Regions from separate parts of the Mus musculus genome. Here region 2 is linked to region 1. The links are chromatin loops, found by intact Hi-C in ENCODE. Cell type or tissue: left cerebral cortex. All regions are shown on one strand. Each heading gives the region's core, and the rest is flanking DNA. Links, peaks and the distances in the headings are about the cores only.

Region 1 (8,329 bases), core at 121-8,120:
AAATTATACTGCTGCTACTTCATAACTGTAATTTTGCTACTCCTTTTTTTTTTTTTTTTTTTTTTTAAATCAGCAGGCTTTTTGTCCTTGGCCTTAATCAGGACTGCAGGGAAGGACAGCCTCCTATTAGCTTTTTTTTTTTTTAAGATTTATTTATTATACATAAGGATACTGTAGCTGTCATCAGATGCACCAGAAGAGGACGTCAGATCTCATTATGGATGGTTGTGAGCCACCATGTGGTTGCTGGGATTTGAACTCAGAACCTTTGGATGGAAGAGCAGTCGGTGCTCTTAACCGCTGAGCCATCTCTCCAGCCTCAGTTTTGCTACTCTTACGAATCGTAATGTAAATATCTGATATGCGGGATATCTGATATTTGACCCCTGTGAGGTGGTGACCCACAGGTTGAGAACCACAGCTGTGGGAGCTTCTGTAAACTGCAGTCAAACATGGCCACCTCCTCAGGTAGGCCGGCACCTATCATCTTGTCGTGGTCCCTACCATTGCCTAGTATACGAACACCCTCCCCTGCACTGTCCAGAATGGTACTGTTTTTAGCTGCTTTGTGCTGTGTGTATATGTATAGCTTATGTGTAGTGTGTGCATGTGTGATGTGTGTGTACATATGTGTGCCTGTATGTGGTATATGTGTATACACATGTATCCATGTATATACAAATGCATGCAGGTATTTGTGTATGGTATGTGTGTGATATATGTGTACATTTGTGTGCCTGTATGTGGTATATCCATGTATACACAGTGTTCCCATGTGTACAAATGCATACATGTGTATGTGTTTGCATATGGTGTGTGTGTGTGTGTGTGTTAGGAAGAGCAATGAGGTCATGCCCTGTCTAACCCACAGAAGGAAAATGGACCCCCCTCTGTTAGTTAACCTAGGGTCTGTCACAGGCTTACGGGGTGGGGTTGAATAGCTCTCTCCCTCTCTGTGCCTGTTTCCTAGTGTGCAAGGTAAAGGGTCGGGTGTGCTGAACTTAAGTATTTCCTATTTCAGAAGGATAAGCTGAGGGTTAGAAGGAAGGTCCCAAGTCCTGGGCAGGAGATGTCTGGGCCCTGGGGTATGCTGAAAACGTACTACAGCTTATGCCTATTCTGACCACAGGCCTGTGACACTCCCCAGTTAGAGCTGGGTTCCGAGGCCCCACCCACAGGTTCAGGCTCACTTTGTTCCCATACCCACTCTGGTGGCAGCACTGTGGGACATGGCTATGCCCTCAAGTTCTGGGATTCAACAGGCCCAGTCCTGAAGCTTTTTGTTTTCCTTGGCAGTTCAGGTAGATAACCACCCCACTGGGTCTCAGTGTTCCCATGTGTACAATGGGCTGGTAGTGGGCAGGCTGCTATAGCACACAGTTGAGCTTCGGCCTGGAAGGCATTTCACATGAGTGAAATGCCCTATGAGTTGAAGTGCTTGCTGGGGACTGTCCCGACAGTCACAGTGAAGAGGGGACATTAAGTGCCAAGGCTCAGCCCAGCCCTGAGGTGCACATTGTCTTGATAACAAGAACCCTATTGCCTTCCAAAGTCCCAGTGGAGTCCAGGTTCCCTGAAAGGGAAGACTGGCCTAACCTGATTTTACTGTTTCTCCGACTCCACACAAACCTGTGCTCCTTGATCAGGTGGCCTCGTACCCCTATGCCTTGAGTCAGACAAAAAACATTCCCCTGCCCCCATAACCTTGACTAAGTTAATCTCGTCCAGTTGTGGTAAATGGAAGAGCTCCACAGGGTCTAATCTGAGCCCTACAGGGACAGGGTTCAATCCTGGCGTCAGGTACAATGCCTGGCACAGTGAGGATTCAATCGAATGATACTGTGTGTGTGTGTGTCAGCTTACCACGGCACTGTGCTGTTTCTCAGATCTGACTCTCTGGATGTCTCTGTTTTGTTCCCGTGCTCTCTCGTGGCCTACCTGTGGGGACCCACCCCAGGAAATCATGACCAGGAGTTATCAGGCCTTTTGTCATCACCCTTGGCTCCCACCCTAACCTCCCCGGACAATTGCAGCACCAGAGTCCTCCGTCCTCCGCCCCAGGGCCTGTCCCACGTCCCAACTCCAGATGAGCTCAACAGCCACCTACACTCATGCAGTCACCCCACCGTTCACTCACTGACACACTGTGAGTAGTAGCTGCTGTCCGCACAGCTCTTCCCCACGTGCCTTCCCTCCTCGCCCCGCCCCCCCATCCCAGTCCCTCCCTCTCAGCATGGCACTGGGGATGCTTCCTACTGGACCACATCAATGCTACAGCTGCAGGCTTGCCCCTCCTGGACTCACACTGGCTTCTGCTTCAAGGCTAAGTGGCTGGTGCATCGGCCATTCTATGCTCCTGAGTCAGAAACCCAAAGCTGAACGCTACCCATAACACCCCAGCCAGGCACCCAGGCCTGACGATTCCCTAACTGCTCTTCACGCCCTATCTCTCTCGATCCCTGTTCTGGAACCCACATCCCCTTCTGGTTTCTACCTTGCCTTGGTCCACCCTCCTCCCATACCACATCCACCCCACCCCCCACCCCCATCCTCCCGCTGCTCCCAGGAAGGTCCGCCTCCAGTCAGCCTTGATGCCTCCCAGCTGCTGTCAATCTAAGCTGTTGGCCTGCGGGGAAACTGTCCCATGATTTGAGGTCCTGCCGGGTCTACCTGGCTTTCTTTTCCAGCTCCCATAAAGCCCGCTCCCCCACACCCTGCCATCGTTCTGGGTCTCATCTCTCTCGCTTCCTCCTCCTCCTCCCCAGATACCTTTCCTTCATCCCTTAACCTAGTCAACCCTTACTCACCTTTCAAAGCCAGTCCAAGGTCACCTGCTCCAGGAAAGCCACCCACCCGCCTAGATTACAGACTCTTCAGCCTCATCCCCCTATTACCTGGGCGTGACTCCCTTGCTGAGCTTGCCGTGTTATTTTATAATTATTTGCTCTGTGTCTGGCTTCTCCATTAAATTATTAGTTTATTGGGGGCAGAGACCACGCTTACTCATTGCTGTAGGTCCCCCCCCCCAGCCCCACACAAATACTTCTACTTTGTGAGGTCACTCTTTCGTCTTGTGCTGTAAGTGTACTATCTCGCTTTGTTGGTGGTTTTGTGGAGCTGGAGTTTGGGAAGGCCTGAGGCTTCTCACCTGGGGTCTACGATGGGCTGCCATGATCCAAAAGTGTAATATGGCTAGAGTCACCTGGGCTTGCCACTCAAGTGCTGTGACCTGCCTCCAGGCTAGGCAACCTCAGTGTACTTGGACTTCTTACAGACTGTCCCCCAAACCCAGTTGGACCTCCCACAATACCTAGAAGAAAGCTTCGGAATACGGTTTCAGCAGGTCTCATGAGGCAGGCAGTATCACTTCCTCTGAATTCAAAGGTTGACAAGTTCCCTAAGGTCAGTCCAGATTCAAAAGCGGAGGGACAGAGAACCACCTTGGACGGGTATTAAAAAAAAAAAAAAAAAAAAAATTGGTAGACCTCAGCAGCCAAGTGGTAGTGTGCGCAAGCGCTGTGGGGACCTGCTCAAGGGATCGCCCAGGGCGTGCTTTCCTGCCTCTCCCCTTGCCGGCTTTACTGGGCAGAGACCTCTTTGTGTTGTCTTTTCACACCAGTGACAGCCTGCGTTCTTGCTGTTCTCAAACTGGCTTTTGTGACTATTCTAGACGGGTGCATCCTTCACTTGCTCCCTCCCCCACTTTTTTTTTTTTCTGCTCTATAATATGCCATACGACTGCCTCATGGTTCACTAGACTGTTCGCCACACAATGCCATACATTTTGGTGGCTTCCAAAGGCTTGTTATTCCAGGGCAGTGAGAGTGGAGGGCCATGTGTCCCTGGCTGCTTTCCTGTTCCGTGCAGGGGAAGGGGGTAGTGCTGTGCGCCCGCAGCCCCGAGCCCTCTGCGAACGAGCGGCCTCGGGCCACAGCCCACCCGCAGTCACGGCTGTGTAACCGGGCTTACGTAACCGAGCCAATGGAACCTAAATTAAAAGAGGAAACCATCCTCTTGCCGCTCAACTCGCTTAATCCCTGTCTCTGTCCTGGGCCCCGCGCCCCCCTCCGAAGGTCTTGAGCGCGTTCCAGATTTCTAATTTCGTTTGCTTGTGCAACCAAAAATATGATGGCCGCGTTTCCCGGGGGTGATGGAGTCTGTACTCCCCGCTCCAGGCGCGCTAAAAACGGCAGCGCCGGGCTGCTAGAGGCGGGGGCGACGCGGGACCCGCGGGGTTCTGTGGTCCCAGCCTCCTCGTGATTTCCACCCGCCGCTGAACCCAGCGTGCGCGGCGCCGGGGGTGGGGGGAGTGCATCTTTCACCCGCGTGCCCCATCCCCAACACCTGCTGGAAGACGCACGTTGCACCTTTATGCCTTCAGAAATAGGAGAAGAAGAAAAGAAGGAAAGGAAACAGCACGCCTCTCACCAGGGAAGGGATGGAGCAGACAGGAACATCGAATTGCTGATTTAAAAGAAAGTAGGGTAGTCTGAGATGTGTTGACGTAGATCCAGTTGTTTTGGTTTTTTTTTTTTTTTTTTTTTTTTTTAAGCAAGCCGAGGAAATATAAAGAATATAATTGTGTCTGTGTTGTTTTATTTAAATCTGTAAACGGTGCTGGAAATATATGAGACCTGGGTTACATTCCTAGCACCACATAAACTGAATTTAGCGGTGCACATCTGGAATCCCGGCTGGAGGAGGAGGGAGCCGGAGGATGGAGCATCTAGAGTTAGCTTCAGCTACCTAGTGAGTTCGAGGCCTGCCTGGGCTTCATAAGGGCCTGTCTCAAAAAGGAACAAAGGACGGGGGTGGGGAGTGGGCATTAAGATGGCTCAACTAGTAACTGGACTTGCTGTCAAACTCTCTCCTCTCTCGGGGGTAGGGTGGGAGTGGGGGATGGGGTGGGGAGGAGAGAGAGCTCATATTGCCATGTGCCAAGCATTCATGTGGAAGCCAAAGTTCAGCTTTCGGGAGTCAACGCTCTCACGACTGTCCACAAGTCCCTATATTGGCTGAGCCATATCACACACACACACACACACACACACACACACACACCCCTTAAAAAAACAAAAGTAAACCAAATGAGTCGAGGCTTTTCAGCTACTGAAGGGGGCAGCTGAGGCTAGCCCCACCTTGCAAGCTGGAAGCCCGCCTGAGCTACAAGGTGAACACAAGGGCAACCTAGGCAATTTACCAAGACCTTGTCTTCAAACTACAACAAAAACAAATCTAAAAAAGGATAAAGAAAAAAAAGAAAAATCTGAGGAGACTGTTTAGTGGTCCAGAGCATTGTATAGCAGTCTCAAGGCCCAGGTCTCATTCCAGTGTCCCCTTCAAGAGAGATATAGTGATTTATTTATTTGTTTGTTTGTTTATTTATTTTTGGAGACAGGGTCTCTCTACATAGTTGTGTTTGCCCTAGAACACATCTTATAGACCAGGCTGGTCTCGAACCCATAGAGATCCGTCTGCCTCTGCCTCCTGAGTGCTGGAATGAAAGGTGTGCACCACCATGCCCAGCAAGACATAGTGAATTATTAACATGATAAATTATGCTGTGGAACTAAGGTGGGGATGGGGAGGGCTGTACTAAATCGTATTTTACTTTGTGTGATCTGCATCATACAAAGAGCCTGTGTTTTTGTGATGTCTGCCTGATTTGAAGGATTCGTTCGGTTTTACTGGAGGACGGAGAGCACAGAGCCATCTAAACCATCTTATTCTCCGAAAGCAGTGGTTAGATTAAGAGTGGACTGGTTAATGCCAGGTAGTGGTATCGCACACTTTCAATTCCAGCACTCGGGAGGCAGAGGCAGGCGAACCTCTGAGTCTGAGGTCAGCCTGGTCTACAGAGAGAGTTCCAGACGGCCAGGGCTATACAGAGTCTTGATCCCCACACTAAATAAAAGGATTGGTAGGAAGGCCCGAGCTCTCCCTACCCCACCCCCACTGGAGGGGATGCTTGGAGGTCTCCTGACCACCAAGAGGCTGCCTGGGATCCTGGGCCTGAGGTAGGCTAGTGTCTGATTTGGCATGTACAATGTTGAGGGGCAGGACGTGTAGTCCTGGGGAAGGTGCAGGTACCCAAGTGCCTCAGTCTCCCTCCTATGGGCAGCTCTCACTCTGTCTCCAAGCAAAGAACACATAGCACTCCCTCCTTGTGCCCAGAACGTCACCTGCCATGGCAGTTTGGCCAGGGCTATGTCACTTCTGCACTGCTTGGAGGCTTGGGGGTGGGAACTGAATGGTGCCCTGACGTGGCTCCCCAGGGTTCCCTCAGCTTCCCAAGCTAGAGGTCTCTACTGTTGTGGATCCTGTCTACTGACCAACCAGGCATTGATTGATCCGGACAGAAGCTCACAGCAGGGAGGCTGTGCATTTCCTGTGACACTGCAGACGCCTCTATTCCACCAAGGTTACCATTTTGGATCTTGCTTGCAATACTGTTTTTGTGGGTGAGAGGGTTCTGGAAGAGGCGTCTATAAGATGTGTACATGTGCATTCTCCTGCGGCTCTGCCTTGAAGTCCCTTGCTGAACTCATTCTGGTCTCTTCACTTCCGACCTTCGAAGGACCTTTACTATGCCTCTCTCCATGGAGGTGAGTTAGATGCAACCTTCAGCAAAATTACATTGACCCAGGAACCTGGTCCTTTTGAGGATCTTCAAAACAGCAAGCTAGGGTTCTGGGACACAAGTGAGAATTCTGGCAAACTTCAGGTGAGCAGGAGAAATTCAAGGTATGAGAAAAGCAGAAGCCAGCTCAGCTGTGAGATAGGAAAGGGCCCAGCCATCCTGCCAAAAAGATGTGAACATTGGGTAGGGCGGCAGACTTGCCAGAGCGGGTGTGTGGGGCCTCCTTGACTGTGGGCATCGGCACACATGTGCTCATGCCTAGGCACATACCCACAGAGCCACACACGTAAGCTCACACATTAGCCAGCCAGCACATCTCTGCAAGAGCATGCACACAACTTGTGGGAGTCTCTCCCAGAATCCTCTCACCCACGAAAACAGAGGAGCTTCGCACACGTTCTACATCCACATAAACCCACGCACCATACACGCTCACACTCAAAACGGCGAGGAAGCCAAGCACAAAGCAGCCAAATGGACGCACGGGGCCATGCTTTGGAGCTCAAGCAAGCACAGACAGGTACACTGCAACACCAACTTGTGCACACTGGGGCTCCTCCAGATGCGGAGCAAGGGGACCTGTGTGTGGACACTCAGATGACACAGGTTCATCCTTACAGCATGAATGAGGCCGTGGAAATGGGACCCTGGGGTGGGGGTGGAATCTTGGTTTCTAGGGGAGCTGAAGGCCCCAGGAAGCACGCGGACCACTTTCCAGAGGCACATATTCTTTGCATATTTTTATCCTTGGCACTCAAATGTCACACAGCCTCCGGGTAGTTTTCGTGTTGCTACCGTGAAGGAAGACAGAGTGGCAGGATTTGAAAGCAGATGGCTCCTAAGTGCAAAACGTAGGGTACCCTTTGTTTGCCCTATTACACACACACACACACACTAACATATTGGGTCCCCTGAGGCCTGCCCAGGTCACCAGCAGAACAGGTATGGTGCAGCACCTGCCCGTCCTGTGCAAGGCCCTGGGTCCCATCTTATGGAAATCAGACAACAGTGGCAGAAAAATAGCTGACTGCTCCCAGCCCACAATCTGCCTGCCCTTTCTTGGGGCTTAGCTTCTCAGAGCCCTGTGGTCCAGGGACATCTTTCTGTGCCTGGCTGTGACCCATTCTGAGTGGCACTGCCTTGTGTATGCACACAGTGTTTTCCACAGTGCCTGAGCTGTCAGAAGGTCCAGGCATGTGCCTTCTGGCTGGTGAAAGACAAGCCAGTGGATTTCAAAATCTATTTAATCCCTGGGTTCTGACGCACCCCGTTCACCACCAAGCAGGATCTAGTGCCCACGGATCTGATGTCAGAGGGAGGGAGTGGCCTCCAATGGCCCTGGCATCACTCCAGCCCTCCTGCCCATGTGGCAGCCTGGCAGAGCTGACACAGAGGAAGAGACGTCCCCAAAGCCTTTGCCTCTTGAATCTCAACCATTTGCTGGCCTGCAAATAACAGCATAGGCTGGAAAAGGACAAATAGGCAAAAGCGATCCGGATCCAACAAAGAGCTGAGCACTGCAGCATAATCTCGTGTTTATTTTACAACAATAGAAAATGTATTTAGGCACAGGGGCACTTGGAAAAGCTAACAGCCTATCTGTGGAAATTTATCATTCAACAAATATTTATTGTCAGACTGATTGAGGTTCTGGGCACACAGCAGTGGGCAGGCAGAAGCCTTTATAGA
Region 2 (8,329 bases), core at 192-8,191, 180 kb before region 1:
ATATGTCTCCCAACATGTTGCCTAATAATAAGAAAATAACAATAGCTAACACAAACATAATACTTTACATGTTGGACCCTGTTCTAAAAGCTCTGTTTAATCTTCAAAATATCCCCTTAGGATCTGGGTACAGTGGGGTTTGCCTATAGACTCAGCTATTCAGTAGACCAGGGTAGGAAGAGGGTAACTTTGAGGACAAGGGTTAAGACCAGCCCAGGCAACACAGCAAGGCCAAGTCTAAGAAGAAAAGGAAGAAGGAAGGAAGGAAGGAAGGAAGGAAGGAAGGAAGGAAAAGAAAAGAAAAGAAAACCCTACTACTGTGAATATTCTTCACTCATTTTACAGTCAATGAAGCTGGGTAACTAGCAAGCAAATAAGCAAATTATATAGTGTACTAGGCGGATATTAAGTGTCGTGTATCAATAAAGCAGAGTAAGAGATTAGGAACTGGCAGGGCTGGGGGAAGAGTTGCACAATTTTTAACGACAGGCAAGGAAAAGCCTTAGCATGAAGCTAATATTTAAGCTAAGATCCACATGAGGACTGAGAGCAAACCATGGTGTGTAAGAGAAAAGCTATCAAGACAAGAGGGAAGGCAAAATGCAAAAGTCTAGAATCCAGGCTGTGCTGTTGCTCCAGGAAAGGCAAGGAGGCCAGGGAAGAAGTGAACAAGGAAGCAAGTCAGGAGATGAGGCCCAAAGGTCAGGGAAAGGAGTGCATATTGGCTTCTTCTCACAGTAACATGGGAGCCACTAGAGGACTTTGAGTGAGGTGATCCAACTGTTCCAAGTCAGGGTAAGGCAAGTAGACTAGTAAGGATGCTAGTAGGAAGACTCTGGAACTATCCTGCATCACAAGTGGAGCTGGCTGGCTTTGTATCACAGTGTAGAGCTTGTGAGAGGTAGTCAGATTCTATCTGAACATAGAGGCAGCAGAACTGGATGACGGTACGTGGATGTGAAGGAAAGACAGGGACCAAGGACAGTGCCAAGCTTTGTGGTTTGGTTCATATAAGAGGGCAGGATGCGAAGAGCTGAAAGCATTAGGCCAAGAGCATAAGGCAGGATAAAGGGAATCTAGGAATTCACTCTTGGATTGAATAGATTGGAGCTGGAATTAAATCTATAGGAAGCCTCATCATGTCACCTCAAACTCACCTGATATACACTGTATATCTAGCACATGGCAGGCACTGTGCTGAGGGACTCAGATGTCAGATTCCTTTTTCAGCTCTAACAGTCATGTAGACCCACTAAATCCCAAATTTAGTAATTTAGGAGCATTTTTAAAAACTGAATGGTTTACTTAATTTTCCTGGGGTCTCAGTTTCTTCATCTTTAAGATGGAGAAAAATAACAATATCTCCTGATTACCCTGAGATAGGTTAAGTGTTTAGAACCACATCTGTGCCATAGAGCAAGTTCAATACTTGGTAGCTATTTTTCATCTCAATAAATACTAACAACACTTCTGAAAGACCTGGAAAACAAAGTAACTCAGGCAAGACCACACAGCTAGGCAGGCAGAACCTGCAGCAAGACCAGGCTCATTGTTCTGTAAAACACCGCCTCCCAGTGCCAAAACAGGAATTCACAGCTCTTGGACGCCATGGCAAGGCAAACACAGCTACAAGTGTTTTGACTACAAATGCTTCAAAAAAAAAAAAAAAAAGACTAGAAATTAGTGTCCACTGTCTCCAGGCTGTGGACAGCTATCCAGGCTAGTTTCTTTAGGGAAAGGAGTCAGACAGCTTTCTTAGGAAATTAGGAAATCTCATTTCTGACTCTGTTATCATATTGACAATTGTGCAATCAGGGCAAGACACTCTCTGGAATTCAAATGATCTCCAGTGCCCTTTCCATTCCAAAATGTATGGCTCGATTTACTGGGGGGTTTAAAATTCAAATTTAACTTTAAACTGGCAAAAGAGGCTAGATAAGCATTACCTGAATTAAAAAAAATTAATTGTAAAATGTCAAAAAAGGGTAGAAAGAAATACCACATTCAGTAACTCGAAACTAAAGATTTAGCCGGGCGTGGTGGCTCACGCCTTTAATCCCAGCACTTGGGAGGCAGAGGCAGGCGAATTTCTAAGTTCGAGGCCAGCCTGGTCTACAAAGTGAGTTCCAGGACAGCCAGGGCTATACAGAGAAACCCTGTCTCGAAAACCAAAAAAAAAAAAAAAAGAAAGAAACTAAAGATTTGTTCATATCTTAAAATGAGACAGACTCTGTATTGGGAAGGAGGCAGATCTGCTAGCCGACTTGTAAAGCCTTGGGTAAATTTCTCTAATTGGAAATTGTACTAAGCAAACAAAACACTCTACAGGGCAGACAAATGAGTCTCCCCTCAACAGGCAGCTGTAGGCAACAGCCAATCACTGTGGCATTAAAACAACTGAGGCAGAATTATTATGCAAGTGGCGAGGGTTTTGTAGTTGTTCCTTTTCTCCTGGTCTTGGCTAAAGAAACCGTGCTGGTTTTTTAAGATTGGCATTTGCTTCGTTGCTTATGCTTTCATCTCTGCACGAAGTGTTCTTCAGAAGCGCCCATGGCAAACTAATTCAAGCTTGATGAAATCCAGAGCAGAGTCGCCGAGAATCAAAGCCTCTATGCATCACCATTTGGGCCAAGTTAGAGCCAGGGGGCGCGCGGGGGGGGGGTGGCGTGGGTGGGCTCCAGTGTCCCGGAGGGCGCTGGCCGCGGTCAACCACAGAAGAAGGTATGGTTTGGGGAGGATGCGCTCCTGACTGCACCAGGCAATGGGAGATCGGGGCCAGTCTCGAAAGGGCCACGACCTGAGAGGCCTGGGGCACCAGGCGTCACCTTCGCCTGCGTCCTGGGTCACGGCTGACTGCTCCACGCCCCGAGCTCGCAGCCCTGAACCCTGGGCCTCCCCCGCTCGCCACTTACCAGCCGTTGACCTCATTTTGCGAGTTCACATCCACCCCGCTCTCCACCAGTTTCTGCACCTCCCGAATGTCCCCCAAGGCCGCCGCCTCCCGCAGCCTCTCCTGCTGCTCCTTCTGCTCTAGGAGGGCGCTCATCTTCCCCAGGGCCCCGGGCCCCGGGCCGCCCCGCCCCGAGCCTGTCAGCGCCGCCGCCGCCTCCGCGGCCGGCTCCCGGCCATGGGGAGGGAGCGCCGGGCTCGCCCGCCCCGCTCGCGCCTCCGCCCGCGCCCGGCCCAGGGCCTCGTGCGCCCGCCCGCCCACCGACAGCTCCCTGGCTGCTCGCGGCCCCGCAGGCCCAGGCCTCCTCCCCCACCGCGCCTCCGAAGGCCGGCTCCGGGGGACCCTATTCGGTGTGACAACATTGACCTAGATACTTTTCGTTCCCACCCGCGGCCCCGCCGCCCCGGCCGGCTGTTTATGTAACCACCGCACTGGATTATCTGCTGTGATTCATGGGCTATTTTTAGAGCTCCCACCCGGCAGCTTCCAGCGAGGAGGACAGACACAGGAATAGTTGCGAGGCGGAGGGATCCGACATTGTCGTTTGAGAGCCAGAAAAGCCTTATCCTCAGGAGCAGGCTGTTTAGCAGGCATTAAAAATAATTGGTGGGTTTCCACCCCCACTCCCCCAAGATTAGTTAGCTCTTTTTTTTTTTTTTTTTTTTCCATCTGAGCCAATTTTTACCCAGCAGGACGGGAAATGGGCTGAAAAGGATCCTACTATAATATGCCCATTATTTGCAGAGATAGATGACACTGTTCTTTCTTATTTTTGTCAGTGCTTGGGACCATTCAGCTAGAATATTTATTTCAGCTGTTACTGTTTTTATTTTACCCTTTATCGGTTTTAGACAGAAATTCTTCCAACTTGGCTTTCATGAAGATTAACATTGATTCTAGTTTATAAAATGCAACTCGTTATAGCTTATAAATTATAATTAATTATTCTGAAAGTCATCTAAGGAAAGACGGAGGGCGGGGCGGGGCGGGGGCGGGCGGGCGGGGGGAGCTCTTTGTCATCCTAGTCCTGATTCCAGGCACTGAGGGTAGAGCTATGGTGTGTTCATAAACAGCCGTGTGCAGTACTCCATGCCTAATCTAGTTAATGAGGCTCAGAGCCTTGGTTGGCACTGTTCTACTACCCAATGGGACAAGCAGAAAATATTGTTTTGCTGAGCTCAGGTGCCTTGGAGAGATCCCTGATGTGGCACTGGTGAGAACTTTGCAGATGGGGTGAAAAGATTAAGGAAAACACCCTGGGGAGGCAGAGAGGAGGGCCTGAACAAAGCCAAGATGAAACAGGAAGGGGTACTTTTAGGTATAGCGTCTTTATTTCCATTCTTCGGGGTTGCCCAGGGCACACAGCATGCATTTGTCTTGTTACTGCTTAAGAAAAAGCAACGTCTGTTTATTATGATACAGTAATTCACACAGTACACACTGCACACCAGGAGTGATGAATATCAACTGACTAAACACTTAAATTGACCCCGGTGGCAAATTGGAACGCGGCTTGAGCCTACACTTGGATTTGTTTCCACAGTTTAAAATTTAATTCTCGGATCCAACATAGTGCTCCATCTGAGGCTGATGGGAATGGCATTGAAACTCAGTCTTTAACACAGTCTGAGGGACAAGAAATAGCAGTCTTTTTTTTTTTAAAGGCAATTTAAAAAGATTGTAGCAGGCTGGTGATTTGGCTTAGTGAAAGAGTACTTACCCAAACAAGGCACAGGGTTTCATCCTCAGAGTGGTAACAAACAAAGTCAAACAGCAGCAATGACATTAAATTAGGTGCGCTCCAAAATTCATGGTTTTTTGTTTGTTAAATTTTCTTTCCTTAAAAGAATTATATCGGGCTAGAGAGATAAGCCAACAGTTAGGAGCATTTGTTGCTTTTGTAAACGAGGCCCAGGATTTGATTCTCAGCACCAACATGGTGGCTCTCAACCATCCATCCGTAACTCCAGTTCCAGGGGATCAGATGCCCTCTTCTGACTTCTTCAGGTTTAAGCATCCACATGTGCACATGCATACATGCCAGCAAAACACATGCACATGGAAACAAAACAAAACAAATAAAACTGAAAAGGGAGCCAGGCAGCCACTTTAATCCCAGCACTTGGGAGGCAGAGGCAGGCAGATTTCTGAGTTTGAGGCCAGCCTGGTCTACAGAGCGAGTTCCAGGGCAGCCAGGGCTATACAGAGAAACCCTGTCTCGAAAAAAAACAAAAACAAAAACAAACAACAAAAACTGAAAAGGGAAAGAAACAGAAAAAGAAAGGCGACTGACTGTGAGCCAGAAGAGTACACCAATAAGCATGACCAGCTCAACAGCCCTGCCTCTGGGTTCCTGCCCTGCCTGACAGCCTGCCTTGGCTTCCCTTGATAATAGACTACAAGTTGGGAAAAAAAAAATGGCCGGGCGTGGTGGCACATGCCTTTAATCCCAGCACTTGGAGGCAGAGGCAGGCGATTTCTGAGTTCGAGGCCAGCCTGGTCTACAAAGTGAGTTCCAGGGTAGCCAGGGCTACACAGAGAAACCCTGTCTTGAAAAACCAAAAAAAAAAAAAAAAAAAGAACTAAGAAGTGGATGGTGATGGCACATACCTTTAATTCCCCAAACTTGGGAGGCAGAGGCAGGCGGATTTCTGAGTTTGAGGCCAGCGTGGTCTACAGAGTGAGTTCCAGGACAGCCAGGGTGATACAGAGAAACCCTGTCTTGAAAAACAAAACAAAACAAAACAAAACAAAACAAAATTGGTGACCTAAGACAGGATCCAAGCTTAGGTCCTCAAGCGCTCTTAGCAAGTACCTTTCTGTCTGAGCTATCTCTTTAGCCCTGAATTCACTTTTTAATCTCTTGACTTGAAACTGTTGACAGACCTATATGTTTGTTTTGTTTGTATGTATCTCTTTCAGTGCTGAGGATTCAACCTATAGCTTCCCACATGCCAGGGTAGCTCTCTGCTTGGAGTTCTACTTCTCACCCAAGAAGCTGTTTTTCTTTTTCTTTTTTTTTTTTCAAGATTTATTTATTTATTATATGTAAGTACACTGTAGCTGTCCTCAGACACTCCAGAAGAGGGAGTCAGATCTTGTTACAGATGATTGCGAACCACCATGTGGTTGCTGGGATTTGAACTCCGGACCTTTGGAAGAGCAGTCGGGTGTTCTTAGCCACTGAGCCATCTCTCCAGCCCAGAAGCTGTTTTTCTATTTTGGCTTTGTACTATGTTTCTGTTTGGTTTTGACTTTCACATAAGTAGAGTGTCCCAGTAAAGAGGGTAGGCATGAGTACTAAATTCAGAAAGGAGATCTGAGGTGGAGGTTGGAATCTAGCACTCAGCAGCCGAAGGGGCTAGCTGAAATTTTGCAAACGGAAGAGATAATCCCAAGGGAGTTCGTGAGTACCCAGAGAAGATGGCCAGATAGAACACTGAAAAACTCTCAAGAGTTCTAATGAGGGAAAGGAGAGAAAGTTTCAAAAGAGCTTGAGGATGAGTAACTGAGAGTGGGTGGGAGGAAGAGCAATGGAGTGGGCAGGGATAGTGATGAGTGACACACAGGCTCAAGAGCCACAGAACGGATAACCTTAAGATCCTTTGTGACCTTGGAAAGTTATGGGAGAGTTGAGGAGGTGGCTTTGATTTTTCTCATTCTGTCAAGGCTGGCCTTTAACTGTGTAGCCAAGGACAATCCTCCTGCCTCGGCTTCCCAAGTGTTGTATTTTAGCCTTTTGGATTTGCTTCCAACTAATTTTCCAACCAACCCATTCTTTTTTTTTTTTTTTAAAGATTTATTATTTCATGTATGTGAGTACACTGTAGCTGTCTTCAGACACATCAGAAAAGGGCATCAGATCTCATTACAGATGGTTCTGAGCCACCATGTGGTTGCTGGGAATTGAACTCAGGATCTCTGGAAGAGCAGACAGTGCTCTTAACCACTGAGCCATCTCTCCAGCCCCCAACCAACCCATTCTAGTTCAACTTCATGAGACTCAAAGAATACTTTTAAAAGTTCCTCTTCTAGCAGACTAACAGTTTTCTTCATTGTTATCTATTTCATGTTTTGGAAACTTTTTTGCGTTTCTTAACTGTAAACTCTTCAGATTTCTGTTTGAGGGATATATGCTAACACACTGGGAGGCTGGGGTGGGAAGACTGTCGGTCTTGAGTTCGAGGCCTCCATTTTCCACCTTACCTGGTTGGAGCTTTGCCACACTCCTCAGTCAGTGCCACAGGGAGCTGACTCCTCCACTCTGACAATAAAAAGGTTCTTTCCCTCTTGCTAATAAAGGAATTAAGAACCTGTTGGGTCTCCTCTATCAATGTGCAGAGTATATCAATTAATTTAATCTGCACACTAACACTGATGTGGGCATATAACAGAAGTTTTGTTGAGGTTTCTCTGTGTAACCCAGCTATCCTGGACATTTGACTGCCTCTACCTCCTGAGGATTATATGAGCCACCAACTTTGGGCCTCCAATTTTTAATTTTAACTTTTTAAATATAATTTACTTTATGTGCATTGGTGTTTTGCCTGCTTGTCTGTCTGTCTGGGGGCAGGGGGTGTCTGACCCTGGAGTTAGGCAGCTGTGAGTTGCCATGTGGGTGTTAGGAATTGAACCTGGGTCCTCTGCAAGAGCAGCCAATGCCAACAACTGCTGTGGCATCTCTCCAGCCCTTAATTTTTTAAAAATTACATTCTATTTTATGTGCCAGTGTCTGTGTGTGTGGATCAGCCCGTGGAGGTCAGAGGACAGTTTTCGGGAGTTGGTTCTCTCCTTTCTCTGTGAGTCCGGGGGATGAAACTCTTGTCACATTCATCCAGCTTGTCCACAGATGTCTCTCAGCTTAGTCATCTCACTAGCCCCTGGGTTTTATTTTTTTTAAAAATTGTTTTAGACAGGAACTCACACAGCAACCCATGCTGGTCTGGAACAATAATCCTTCTGGCCAAGCCTCCCAAACAAGGGGATTATAGGCCCGGTCTGCTATTCCTAGCTGAATATGAATCTTGTTTTTGAGACAATGTCTCACTATGTAGCCCTGGCTGGCCTCGATCAACTTGCCTCTGGATTGCTAGGGATTAAAAGTTTGCAAGGCCGAATTAATACTTTTAAAGAAATTCCAGGGAGTTCACCACTCAGCATGAAGAACAGAGTTTAACCTCCAGCACATACATGTAAAACAGTGGTTTATAGCTGCAGTACTAAGGAAGCAGAAATAAAAGGATTCGTAGGGCTTTCAGGCTGACAGAGAGCTCACGTCCCAGTGAGACATTCTTTTTGAAAAAGGGTTTCTCTGTATAACAGCCATGGCTTTATACAGAAACTTGTTTTGTAGACCAGGCTGGCCTCAAACTTAGATAT

Evidence for each region. A loop is a pair of places that touch in the nucleus more often than their neighbours do. Peaks named below come from ENCODE experiments on the same cell type or tissue, not always from the same donor. Only the 100,000 strongest peaks of a DNase experiment are listed, where the experiment ranks them.
Region 2: a loop joins it to region 1, with 11 times the contacts of the local background. A loop is called at or near these places in 3 of 42 quality-filtered maps.

Annotation. Positions count from the first base shown.
Region 1 is chr11:94,144,947-94,153,275 of GRCm38, reverse strand. The region is part of intron 2 of B230206L02Rik (RIKEN cDNA B230206L02 gene); the gene reads right to left. All of the region lies in intron 3 of Gm35338 (a long non-coding RNA gene), which reads left to right. Among named protein-coding and RNA genes, the nearest start is that of Gm35338, 13 kb to the left of the region's middle. In left cerebral cortex, for the core only: no CTCF peak of the experiment used is centred there; DNase peaks (open chromatin) are centred at 4,136, 7,006, 7,437, 7,951 and 2 more places; H3K4me3 peaks cover 1,138 bases; H3K27ac peaks cover 3,490 bases.
Region 2 is chr11:94,322,971-94,331,299 of GRCm38, reverse strand. It overlaps Ankrd40 (ankyrin repeat domain 40), which reads right to left and starts at 3,299. Exons shown (of 5, transcript NM_027799.2): 1 at 2,913-3,299. The coding sequence starts at 3,046. In left cerebral cortex, for the core only: a CTCF peak has its summit at 1,565; DNase peaks (open chromatin) are centred at 2,453, 3,382, 4,123, 4,352 and 2 more places; H3K4me3 peaks cover 3,881 bases; H3K27ac peaks cover 4,040 bases.